Regions from separate parts of the Homo sapiens genome. Here regions 2, 3 and 4 are each linked to region 1. The links are chromatin contacts, found by Hi-C or POLR2A ChIA-PET in ENCODE. All regions are on one chromosome and are shown on one strand. Each heading gives the region's core, a stretch centred on a gene start or an enhancer-like site at or near the end of the contact. The rest is flanking DNA. Distances are from core to core; before and after follow the strand shown. Region 1 has its middle 330 kb from the start of MAF. Region 2 overlaps WWOX (WW domain containing oxidoreductase). Region 3 overlaps WWOX (WW domain containing oxidoreductase). Region 4 has its middle 11 kb from the start of MAF.

What was found. A loop is a pair of places that touch in the nucleus more often than their neighbours do. ChIA-PET counts read pairs that join two places held with the same protein, here RNA polymerase II (POLR2A). Pooled maps may share reads with other maps.
Region 2: a pooled map shows a loop between it and region 1 (6-fold over the local background). The contact joins two enhancer-like sites. A Hi-C loop is called at or near these places in 9 of 50 pooled maps. POLR2A ChIA-PET finds 5 or more read pairs at or near these places in 3 of 52 experiments (activated CD4-positive, alpha-beta T cell, activated CD4-positive, alpha-beta memory T cell and activated T-cell).
Region 3: a loop to region 1 is called in a map with no recorded cell type, with 10 times the contacts of the local background. The contact joins two enhancer-like sites. A Hi-C loop is called at or near these places in 1 of 37 single-sample maps with no recorded cell type and 6 of 50 pooled maps. POLR2A ChIA-PET finds 5 or more read pairs at or near these places in 1 of 52 experiments (T-cell).
Region 4: a loop to region 1 is called in a map of heart right ventricle, with 2.8 times the contacts of the local background. The contact joins two enhancer-like sites. A Hi-C loop is called at or near these places in 3 of 168 maps with a recorded cell type or tissue (Right ventricle myocardium superior, heart right ventricle and left cardiac atrium) and 2 of 50 pooled maps. POLR2A ChIA-PET finds 5 or more read pairs at or near these places in 7 of 52 experiments (CD4-positive, alpha-beta T cell, CD4-positive, alpha-beta memory T cell, CD8-positive, alpha-beta memory T cell and 3 more).

The regions. Positions count from the first base shown.
Region 1 is chr16:79,268,356-79,271,055 of GRCh38, reverse strand. It overlaps a transcript of MAF not described here. Among named protein-coding and RNA genes, the nearest start is that of MAF, 330 kb to the left of the region's middle. Within about 2 kb of position 1,420, at least 3 of the 41 ENCODE cell types and tissues checked have a DNase peak (open chromatin) inside an H3K27ac peak, as active enhancers do.
Region 2 is chr16:78,893,674-78,896,373 of GRCh38, reverse strand. The region is part of intron 8 of WWOX (WW domain containing oxidoreductase); the gene reads right to left. Among named protein-coding and RNA genes, the nearest start is that of WWOX-AS2, 390 kb to the right of the region's middle. Within about 2 kb of position 1,358, at least 4 of the 41 ENCODE cell types and tissues checked have a DNase peak (open chromatin) inside an H3K27ac peak, as active enhancers do.
Region 3 is chr16:79,007,622-79,010,321 of GRCh38, reverse strand. The region is part of intron 8 of WWOX (WW domain containing oxidoreductase); the gene reads right to left. Among named protein-coding and RNA genes, the nearest start is that of WWOX-AS2, 510 kb to the right of the region's middle. Within about 2 kb of position 1,386, at least 3 of the 41 ENCODE cell types and tissues checked have a DNase peak (open chromatin) inside an H3K27ac peak, as active enhancers do.
Region 4 is chr16:79,588,587-79,591,286 of GRCh38, reverse strand. It overlaps a transcript of MAF not described here. Among named protein-coding and RNA genes, the nearest start is that of MAF, 11 kb to the left of the region's middle. Within about 2 kb of position 1,351, at least 11 of the 41 ENCODE cell types and tissues checked have a DNase peak (open chromatin) inside an H3K27ac peak, as active enhancers do.

The DNA of each region.
Region 1 (2,700 bases), core at 171-2,670:
GGTGGCGGGCGCTTGTAATCCCAGCTACTCGGGAGGCTGAGGCAGGAGAATCACTTGAACCCAGGAGGCGGAGATTGCAGTGAGCCAAGATTGCACCAGTGCACTCTATCCTGGGTGAAAAGAGTGAAACTCTGTCTCATTAAAAAAAAAAAAAACTCTGGCCATGTCTTTGTACTCACAAATTAGAGGGACAGAGTGTGTATGAGTGTCTCTGTCTGTGTCTGTGTATAGGGTTGTGGTCAGTGCATGGTGACCTCCCAAGCCACACTGCTTAGACGCACTCAGTGAATTACACCAGGAAGAGATCGCCTTCCAAGCCTGGACTTCAGCCCACACAAATCAGGGCCAGTGGGAGCTTTCTCCACCCTCCTCCTTCCTACTGTCACCAGTGTATTTACTTCCTGAGAGATGGTTGTGCCAGAAAGTCACTGCATCTAGATTTGGGATTATCACTGGAAACAAGCCAGCCCTACCTAAGCAATGATGGGGCTAAGACTAAATCTTTCCCTTGGTATCCTGCCTATAAATCAGAGGAGCAGAGAGATGATGGATTCCAGCTCCTTGCTTTCAGATGGGGAATCTATGGTTCAAAGACTGGGTTGAGTGCCTCAAGGAGGCAGGATTCCTAGCTTTTCATCTGTTCTCCTTCCTCCACTCCACACATGCTCCTCTGCCCTTGGCCACATCTCCTTGACTGCAAGCCTTGCTACTACTTTGGGTTCTCAAGAAATATATCACACACAGCCACCCACTGTCTCAAGCCAGCAAAGAAAAAGCCCCCTGCAGCCCTCAGGCCAGCACACAATAGAACTCATACACTAGGATGCTTTTTTAAAGGGGTACCTTCTGTGGGAGCTAGATGCAGAAGGGATCTGCTTTTCAGGGGCTTCCTTTGTCTCTTCTGTCCCAAAGCTGCCTATTCCCTGATCTTCTAGGCCCTTCACCTCCTTCCACCCACCCCGAGAAGAGGTAGCTAGGAGACTTGAATTCCCGTAAGCATGCAGGATGAAAAAAACAGGATTGCAAAAAAACCCATAAGCCCTTCAGAGCTGTGATCTTTCTGGAATGAAACCAATGCATTCATTTCTTGAGAGATGAATGGACCAGGTTCGTCTCCATAGCTTGCTTCTAGGTTTGGGATTTTATGGAAATATGCAAGACCTTGCTTGGGTGACGATGGAGCTAAGGCCAAACCTCTCCCTTAGAGGCTTGCCTATAAAATAGAAAGTAGGTCCGTGGAGGTTGGAGTTCATTACATTCCTTTGCTTCCTTTTCTGGTGTTGCTACCCCTCACCCCTCACTCAGGGCGATTTGCATGAAAGGAAGTCTGAGAGGCAGGGACAGCCCCCGACCTTGAAGTCACAGGCCACAGAGAAGGAAGATGAGCCAAAACCAGAATAATTATCATTCTGCTCCTGCCCTTGAAGTTCACCGGAGTTTCAGATCAGCCATATTCTTCACCATGACCTTATTTCTGCAAGGGGAACCTCAAGATGCCATTAATCACAACTTAGATTTTTTTTTAAAGCCTGGTGACAAGACAGGGGTGTTGGCTCATTTGGGATGGGAGCTGTGGTTCAAGCCTCTGTCCACACCCACCCATACCTCCATTCGCCAGAGAGAAAGAAAGAGGTGTAAAATCTTGTTCCTGACTGAGAAGGGCTTCACGGCCATGGTGACACCTGTAAACCTACAGGCTGGATTTGCAACCATGTATGAGCCATTAGGGGCAGTGAGTGAGAGGAGGAAGGTGTAACTCACTCGGGTGCCCAGACCCAAGCCCGAGAAGCACATAGCCACTGCTGGAAGTCACTCCTTTGCTAAACAGCCCCTACATCACATCCAGCTTCCATTCCACGTTGGACTCTGATTTCAGTTCTCTAAGGCAAACACCAAGACATCTTGGGTGGTAAACAGTTCAATAAGCATTGAGACCAAATGACCAACATAGAGACAGGTCCCAGGGTTACAAGACATTAAAGCTGCTTTCCATAAAGATTTGGCCAAGAAAAGGTAGAAAGATTGGAAACTAGCAAATATCAAAACACCTACTATGAGCAAGCCACAGCTGAGGAGCTTTTATCTCTTAATTCTCACACTCCTAAGAGATCCTGATCATTACTCCCATTTATCAGGCAGAGAAAGAGAGGTGCAAAAGAGTGAAATGGCTTGCCCAGGGCTATACCACTGGTAAGTCACAGGGAAGAATTGCAGACAAGCATCTGACAATGCGGCTTGTGTGCATGATGTTGGCTGCCCCAGGTGGCCGGCAGCACAGTGAGAATTTCTTTCTCAGGATTGGGGTCCTCTTTTGAAACTGATATATGGAGTTGGTGGGCTTCCTGTTGCAATGTTTCTTGGGTAGTTTGATTTCTTTCAGCCTACAGTTTGGCTAATTCATTCTTCCAGTTCTTTTCATTTAGCTGAGAAATGCCATTGTTTCTTCCTTAATTTTTAAACAACTCTATGTCTGTTGTTGCAAAACCTGTTGTCCTAGTTCGACTACAGAAATGTGGCTACTGTGGGGAAAGGTGGTCACAATTGCTAACCTATATTACGTTCCAGCCTTGCACTTTTACTATGCATTGTCTGAATTCACTTTCACAGTAATCCTAACAGGCTAGTGCCATCATTACTATGACCATTTGACAGATGAGGAAATGGAGGCTTAGAGAGGTGAAGTGACTTGCTCAAAATCCT
Region 2 (2,700 bases), core at 109-2,608, 370 kb after region 1:
TCCCAGCCCGTTTTTGATAACTTTGTAAACACCAAGTGGTTTTGGGAAGCCAGTCATTCTACAATCCTTTTCCCAAATTTTTGTCTCTGAAAATGACTAAGCAAATTTACAAAAACAATTGGAAACAACTTGGTGACTTTTTTTTTTTTTCAAATGGGTAAGTGCATTCCGGATATAATTATGTTTAAAACATGATTCAGCACACTTTATTTCTTCTGAAGTATTTCTATTTCCTTCTTTTATAAAACCTACTATTTCTATCTTATTTTTAAAGATCAATTGCCTGCATGTTTTCAGAGCCCTTTCAGAAATATCTTTGGTTATTACTCATCTGTGAAAAGGAAATTTAAACAAAGTTTGAGAACTGTTCATTTCTCAAAAAAGACAGTGGAATTGAGTATCTGTTTCCTGGGATGTTAAGTCAGCGTCAAGACCAAATTCATGAGATTGTTTTCCAAAGAGAAGACAGGAGTAATACGAAAGAATGACTGAGGTTTCATGAACTGTATCAGCTTCCTGGCATGAGAGCACTCGACTTTATATAGTCGGATACTGTGAGTCAGTTGACATTGTTCTTAAGAAAACTTGTTTTTGTTAGCATCTCAGAATTTGCCAGAGCCATATTACATTTAAGTCTTGCGTTCCTCAATCAATTTGACCAATGAACTTTTTGAAGATCAATGGGCAAGATAATAGTAGTAGAAGGAAAACACCAATGATAGTTATTTCTCATTTGGGGTCAGCATTGCCAAGCTGCTCAGGGTTTCCATGGCATCATTTCCAAACCCTCCTATTAAATTCTAAAGGAGAATAGATCTTTGCCTGTGGACAGTGTAAATTTGACAACAAATACAGGGTTGATAGACTGGTGGAATAGAAAAACACAAGAAGCTACGGGATGGAAGCTAGGCCATCGTCACCACTGCCATGGGGCAGAACAGAAAGAAGCATGATGTTTTGACCCCACAGAGGAGACAACACTCAAATCCTCTTCAGTGAACGGCTGTGTTTCTAGGGTACTGGGAATGAGAAAGGAAGATGTTGTATGCACAGAAACTTAAGTTATTTTCTTAATGCATAATTAAGAAAAGAAAAGAAACCCACAGAAAAGTGAGGCAAACCCACTGATAAACAGGCAGGTTCTATTTCTGTTAACTGGGTAAGCCCAGATTCTTTAAAAGTGATTTTAAAGCCGTTGATGCTATCAACTTTGAAATGTGGTTTGAAAAAGCGGATATTACACTTTAGCATATGCCTAATAACTGCCCTCACCATGGAAACATTGAAGGCAGAAACCATTGTGTTTGTTTTCCTAATCGTACTACCAAGATAAGACATAGAGTTCTCGTAAACCGGTGCCCGGCGGCATGATGGGATCTCCAGCTTCTGTACACCTAGTTGTGGAGGTGGATCCTGGGTGGATCCATTGGAACTATCGTAATAAGAATTAGTCCCGTCATCAGATAATTTCTGATTGAAAATTCCGAGAACTGAGTTATGCACAGTGCTCAGTTAGTCACTGTTTTTCTCATAATAGCCGCATTGTGGAAAACTGAAGCCGGTCTTGGGGTCTCAAGGTCAACTTCATATGATAAACATCTTCAAGGCATGATTTTAGTCCCGTCTTCTTTCCCAATCTTGTTTAATTGCAACGTGGCCTTCCATGCTATTCTCTCTATTGTTTCCACAGCCTCTCTCCACCTTGAGACACACACAAGCAGGCTGGGTAGGTATAAGTACCACCTTGCTCCCTCGACACATTAATCAATTTGTTTCATGGAATAAAAAAGAAGACAACCATCTCCAGTTGAAAATTAGAATCAGGCTGGATTACAGCTGCAGCAATGAACTAGGTAGAGCAGAAAGCCAAACTCAAGCCTGTGTTTCCAACCAGTAGAGAGGCTGACTACAAACAATAATTTAGACAAAAAATAGTCTAGGACTTTATGATCTACATGCTTAAGCATCACTGAACATTACTAACTTTGAAGTTCAATATTATACTTGGAGGTGTATCCTTTGCTGTGCTGGAGAGAAGCAAAGAACCAGGCTTGAGTCTAAAATATTCCCATTAACCCAATAACACAACAATTAGATGTGTGTGTATGTGTTGTATAACTCTTTAAAACTAAACGATCAAGGCTAACTATGGAAATAAAAGTGAACATTAACAATTGCCACAGTACACTTGCCTGTAGCTCCAGCTATTCAGGAGGCTGAGGTGGGAGGATTGCTTGAGCCCAGGAGGTCAAGGCTGCAGTGAGCCATGACTACACTATTGCACTCCTTCCTGGGCAAGAAAGCAAGACCCTGTCTCAAAATATAATAATAATAATAATAATAATAATAATAAAAGCCTCAATAAAAGACATTACTCTATGGTAATCAGGGATACCTGGTACTCAAATACATCACAGACACAATATCTGCTCAGCTGGTAACAAATCTGTCAAGGAAAATATTGCATATCAACTCAAAAGATGCATCTAGAAAATCTTGTGTTCTAGCTTGCTAGAAAACAAAAGATACTGTGTGAGTGTGATTTCCTCTTACCTCTGTGAAGCAAAAGTGTGATCGATGAAGGTGAGAGGGGCAGGGAAAGACAGAGAAAGGCACGTAATGTATGACAGACATTTTCTGGAACAAGGGGAAGCTAATGAGTTCACAGAAGTGCTAGAAGGGCCCCTGGAAAATACCAGG
Region 3 (2,700 bases), core at 137-2,636, 260 kb after region 1:
CACCTTCCCTCAGCACACGCCACTCTCTAATGTGAGTGTCTCCCTCGTCTGCTCCTCTCTGAGTCCCCAGCTCCTCACTCTTGTCTGGCACACAGCAGATGCTCGGTAAGCATTTGTGAAAGCCTCCTGGGGAAGCCAGCCTTGTAAATAAACACTTGTTTCATGGGTGGATTATTTTTAAAAAGCAAGAAGTCTAGGCATGAGTAAGGTGGAGTGGGAACAGAGGGACATGGTGGGTGAGCAGCTGGCCAAGGCCTTTGCAAGCATAGCAGCTTGCTCAATTCTAGGCATACTCAAGACCCATTATTCTTCCTTTCGCTTCTGAAGTCCTAGGATACTGAGGTTCAGAGAAGGTCAATGACTTGCCCAAGGTCACACGTTAATAGACAAATTATCAAATTTCTCTCTCAACTTGATAAGTTCCAAAGCTCAGGTCAGGACTCACTCTCTCCAACCACCTTCCCAGATGAGGTCGAAGCCCCCATGATAGGTACAGTCTTGTGTGTCCCCCTCCTCCTTCCCATGTACCATGGTTGCACCATTCCATTTCTTCCTTTGAAAATTTGATGGGTGCCAGGAGCGGTGGCTCACACCTGTAATCCCAGCACTTTGGGAAGCTGAGGTGGGTGGATCACCTGAGGTCAGGAGTTCAAGACAAGGCTGGCCAACATGGGGAAACCTTGTCTTTACCAAAAATACAAACATTAGTCAGGTGTGGTGGCATGTGCCTATGGGCTGAGGCAGGAGAATCGCTTGAACCCAGGAGGCAGAGGTTACTGTGAGCCGAGATCGCACCACTACACTCCAGCCTAGGTGACACAGCGAAAGTCCATCTAAAAAAAAAAAAGAAAATTTGATGATGGGCCTCTAAAGTCACAGAAGCCCCAGTGTCTCCTTTTGCCCACTCCTCTCTTCCCAACCGTAGCACAGTTCCTTGCCCCCAGTTAGAGCTCCATAAGCATTTGTGAAAAAGAGCCACAGCAGTGCAGAGCAGCAGCCCCAGCCACAAAGATTCCAGAAAGCGCCCCTTCATTCATCTGCAAAGAGCAGGAGAAACTTTAAGGCTATAGTGCCCAAACCGTTTGTAACACTCAAGTGAACTGGCATTCACATCATCTTCCTGCTTTCATTAAACAGTTCCACATCACTCACCTAGTGAATGGGCCTTTTTAGCAGGGAAGATGATCATCCATTAAGCCTGGAAGGGCAGGAGGCCTGCGGACACCTCTGCCCCCTCTGCCAGCTCCGTGGATCCCTCTAAATAATACAAGGCTTGTTTGCAATCAAGTTAGAACATGTTTAATGGTGAATAAATCTGATGCTGAATCGGGATAATTGCACTGGCGTCACAGAGCTGACTCAATACCTGGCCAAGGCATCCCATATTTAGAAGGGTGGAGACATTTTTAGCTCGCCTTTGTGTGTGTGCGCTGCTCATTATACACACGTGGCTCCAATTAAAGGCCCTGCCACCTGATCGGGGCCCCCTGGTCTCCGGCTGCAGGTGCACGTTTGTGGGGCTGGAAGACAAGGCCTGGGACAGGTGCTGTGATCTCCCTTTGTTTGCTGAAACCAACAAACAGCAAGGTCAGCACCTTCAGGTGAAGGCCAGGTGCTGGAGGGAGTGAAGGGAGTAGGGAGAGTGACATCAGTATGACCTGGTGTCGGGAGCATGCCCAAGCTCTGTCCTTCCATGGCCTTTGGCATGGTGCATAATGCTTCTAAGTCTCAGTTTCAACATCTGTGAAATGGGGATTTCACAGACTATGGTAGTCAGGATTCAAGATGGCCCCCAAGACTTCCATTTCCTATAGAATCCCCTCTCTTGAGTGTGGGCGGCAACTGTGAATATGATGGGATAATTTGCCCCCCTGAGTGAGTTAGGCTACCAAGCAAAGGGGGAGGAATTTCGCAGATGTCATGGAGGCCTGAACGCAGTTGGTTTTGCATTAATCAAAAGGGATTCAATCCTAAGTGGGACTGATCTAATCGCTAGGCCCTTAAAAGGGGCTGGGCCCTCACTGAAGAGAGTGACTCAGAGCATGGGGGAGCCTCCTTCAGTCTTGAAGAAGCCAACAGTCATGTTGTGAGGTCATCTGTGGATAGGGCCTGAGAGCCTGAGAATAGCCTCTAGGGGCTGCAAGGGGCCCTCAGTCAACAGCCAGCAAGAAAACAAGCACCTCAGTCCTACAGTTACAAGAAAATGAATTCTGTTAATAACCAAGGGCCTCTGATAAGACCCCATCCCTGGCTGACGCTTTGATTTCAGCCTCATGAGACCCTGAGCAGAAGTCCCAGCCTGAACCAGGACTTTTAACCTATGGAGCTATGAGATAACAAATATACTAAATTTGTGGTAATTTCTTACACAGCAAGAGATAGCTAACACAATGAAAGTAACTACCTCCCAAGGTTGTTATGAGGAATCATTTGCATGCACAGTGCTTTGTAAAGGGCTTGTGACACCATGAGTGACTAATAAAGGGCAGAGGTTATGATGATTACTTTCTCTACCATTATTAGTCAATGATAAATATTAAATAGCTTTGGTATCCGAGAAAGAGCTCTCCATTCACATCCTGGTTTTGCCGCTAAGCAGCTATATGATACCGGGTGAGTCACTTGATGAAATCTACTTCTTCATCTGATAACAGTGCTTTCCTTATAACTCTGCAGTGAGGTTTAAGGAGATAATAATTT
Region 4 (2,700 bases), core at 102-2,601, 320 kb before region 1:
CCTGCCCCTCACCCCTCAACCCAGGCCTTGGTGTGAGCTGCAGACCAGTGATTCGCATTCTGAATTTCTCTATTCTAAATATTCTGATTACCAGCCTTGACCGTTTCCAAGCTGAGATTCCAAAGAACTATTTTTTCCTTGTGGTTGGTCCTTTCCGTTAGGGAACAGGAGAAGCGATGAAACCTTATAGAACTGGATAGGAAGGAGAGAAAATCACTCTCCTTCCAGAATCCCCAACAAGGATTGTTGTAAAGGGAACACTGGCCTGAAAAATTAGGTCAGGAGTTCAGAGTCCCTTTTTGCAACCTATAGTTGCCCTGGTTCTCTATATGACCTCATCCACTTCTTGAGGCCTGTAGAAGTGCGTTTCTGACTTTTGTTGGAGGAATTCTGCAGAAGGAAAGCAGGCCGAGGATCCCAGGACAATAGGCAACCCCAAACTAGGCCCAGAGAGCAGAGGAGAGGAAGGGACCTGCCTGCAGAGGCTGGGAGAGTATGGCCCAGACTTTAACACAGGCCAACCTTGGCTTATGACCTCCAGTCACCAGGGGTCAGCTCCAGGTCATTCTCAGAGTCCCCCCAAAACCTCCCACCAAGAAGGATCTGTTTGCAGGGTGACTGACAAGCCGCTGACAGGTTGTGAGCTCTCCACAGAGTCCTAGAAACAACAGTGACGTCCTTAGCACCAGGGTCTGCACCCTTCCCACCTGACTCCTGTCCAATCCCAGTGTCCTCTCCATAATTTCTGACACCTTTTCCTTCCATGCCTGGTCATCCAGGGCCATGAAAGAGCCTCAAAAGTCACTGTCCTCAGGCCAACAAGTGGCAGAAGCTGAGATCTGGGACCCAATAAGTCACCTCCGCCCCACTTTAAGTGTAGACACAGACAGCGCTATGCAGAGGGTCCGGGGAGCATCACTGGAAGCTCAGCTGGAATCTTTAAAGCTGGCCAGAGCTTTTGGTGCAATGGTCTTGAAGCCTGGAATGAAGGAGATGTAGGCAGAGAGGATGCTGAGTTTGTCCCCTCTCCCATTTTCTAAGAACAACCCTCCCTCCATGCCCCCCCATCATCCCCCCCTCCGCCAACCTGGCCCGGGACAGGAACACCGCATCCCAGTCCTTTATGCATGGGTTCTGCGGGGCCCAATAGCCCTGGACATCACTGCCCGAGCCTGGTGGCTGCAGCTGCGTGGGGCTGGGTGTGCTCCCCACCCTCTGAGGTCCCCCGAGGGGCGTACAGTAGGTGCGCAGGGACTGGAGCCCAGACAGAGGGGGCGGGTCCCGAAGATTGCCTGAAGCTACCGAGTCCCTCAGTCCTGGGCCGGGCCTGCAGTCCCAGACCCGCGGCAGTGCCCAGGGAGCCGGTGCGCTCAGACGCCAGCAACGCAGCGCCCCTCGGAGATGCCCACGACGCCGCCCGGCGCCCGGGGGCGCTAATGACGGCCACACCCAGCGCGCCCCAGGGCCCCGCGCCCACCCAAGCTCCCGCACCCCTGCAGGAGCTCGGATTGTGTTCAAATTTGGTTTAAAAAGTCAAAAGGACTGCCCTAGCGCGAGCGAGCTCCGGGGGATATCAAAACTCCCCGGTGCGCCGCTCTCCTGGGTGGGCGGGCGCCTGGAGGGAGGGAGCAAGACTCGGTCCCGCAAGGCTCCGCCCTTCACCTTGAGACCCCCTCACTCCACCCGATCGCGGCCCCAGGAACCCTCTGTAAATAAGATCATCGGCTCCAGATCATTTGATTTTTCTTCTATTAGTTTTCCGGCCCATTTTCCAGATTTTTTTTCTTTTTTCTTTTTTTTTCCTGCTTCGGTTAGAGACAGAGTAAGAGGGAAAAAGAGAAAGGCAAGCGGGAAATCCAGATAGCATGTTTAAAAATCTTTATGGAAATCTCGATACGGTTTGGGGTTTCCGTGGTGTAGTTTGATGCACATTATAAAACAAAGTCAGTCAAGCAAACTTTATGAGGATTGCTCCAACAGCGCCAGGATGAGGGTCCTGCCTGCATTCTTGGATTTCATACAGTTCTAGACACATCTCAGGCATCCAGGAACTGTCTCAAGAGGACAGACTTTTAAAACCACTAATTTCAGAAAGCATCTTTTCCATGAGGGGCCTTTTTCTTAGAGGGACCCTCGGTTTGTGAGAATACTTAAGTTAGGCAAGTATCGTTACACCTTAAAAAAAATCTACTTTTTACTCTCTCCCTCTCTCTTAGGGAAGGATTTATTCATGCACAGATAGATACATTGAAACTAAAACAAACATGTCAGTATCTGAGATGCTTTTTACACTGTCAGATTTTTTATGTAAATCTTGTTTTTCATAGAAGGCGGAAAAACCCTCGGTAATCTTTCTAAGATTTTATCTGTTAAAAGGTGATGTTTGTGTCTTTCCATCTTCAGGCATTCACTCCAATATATTTTTTCATCTGGCTTAAAAAATTTATTTATTTATTTATTCATTTATTTTTTCCTGGGACCCTTTAACACATTAGGGAGGGGGCAAGCTATTAAAAGATAAATCTGGCCCGGTGTGGTGGCTCATGCTTGTAATCCCAGCACTGTGGGAGGCCCAGGTGAGCGGATCACCTGAGGTCAGGAGTTTGAGACCAGCCTGGCCAACCTGGTGAAACCCGGTCTCTACTAAAAATACATAAGTTAGCAGGACGTGGGGGCACGTGCCTGTAATCCCAGCTACTC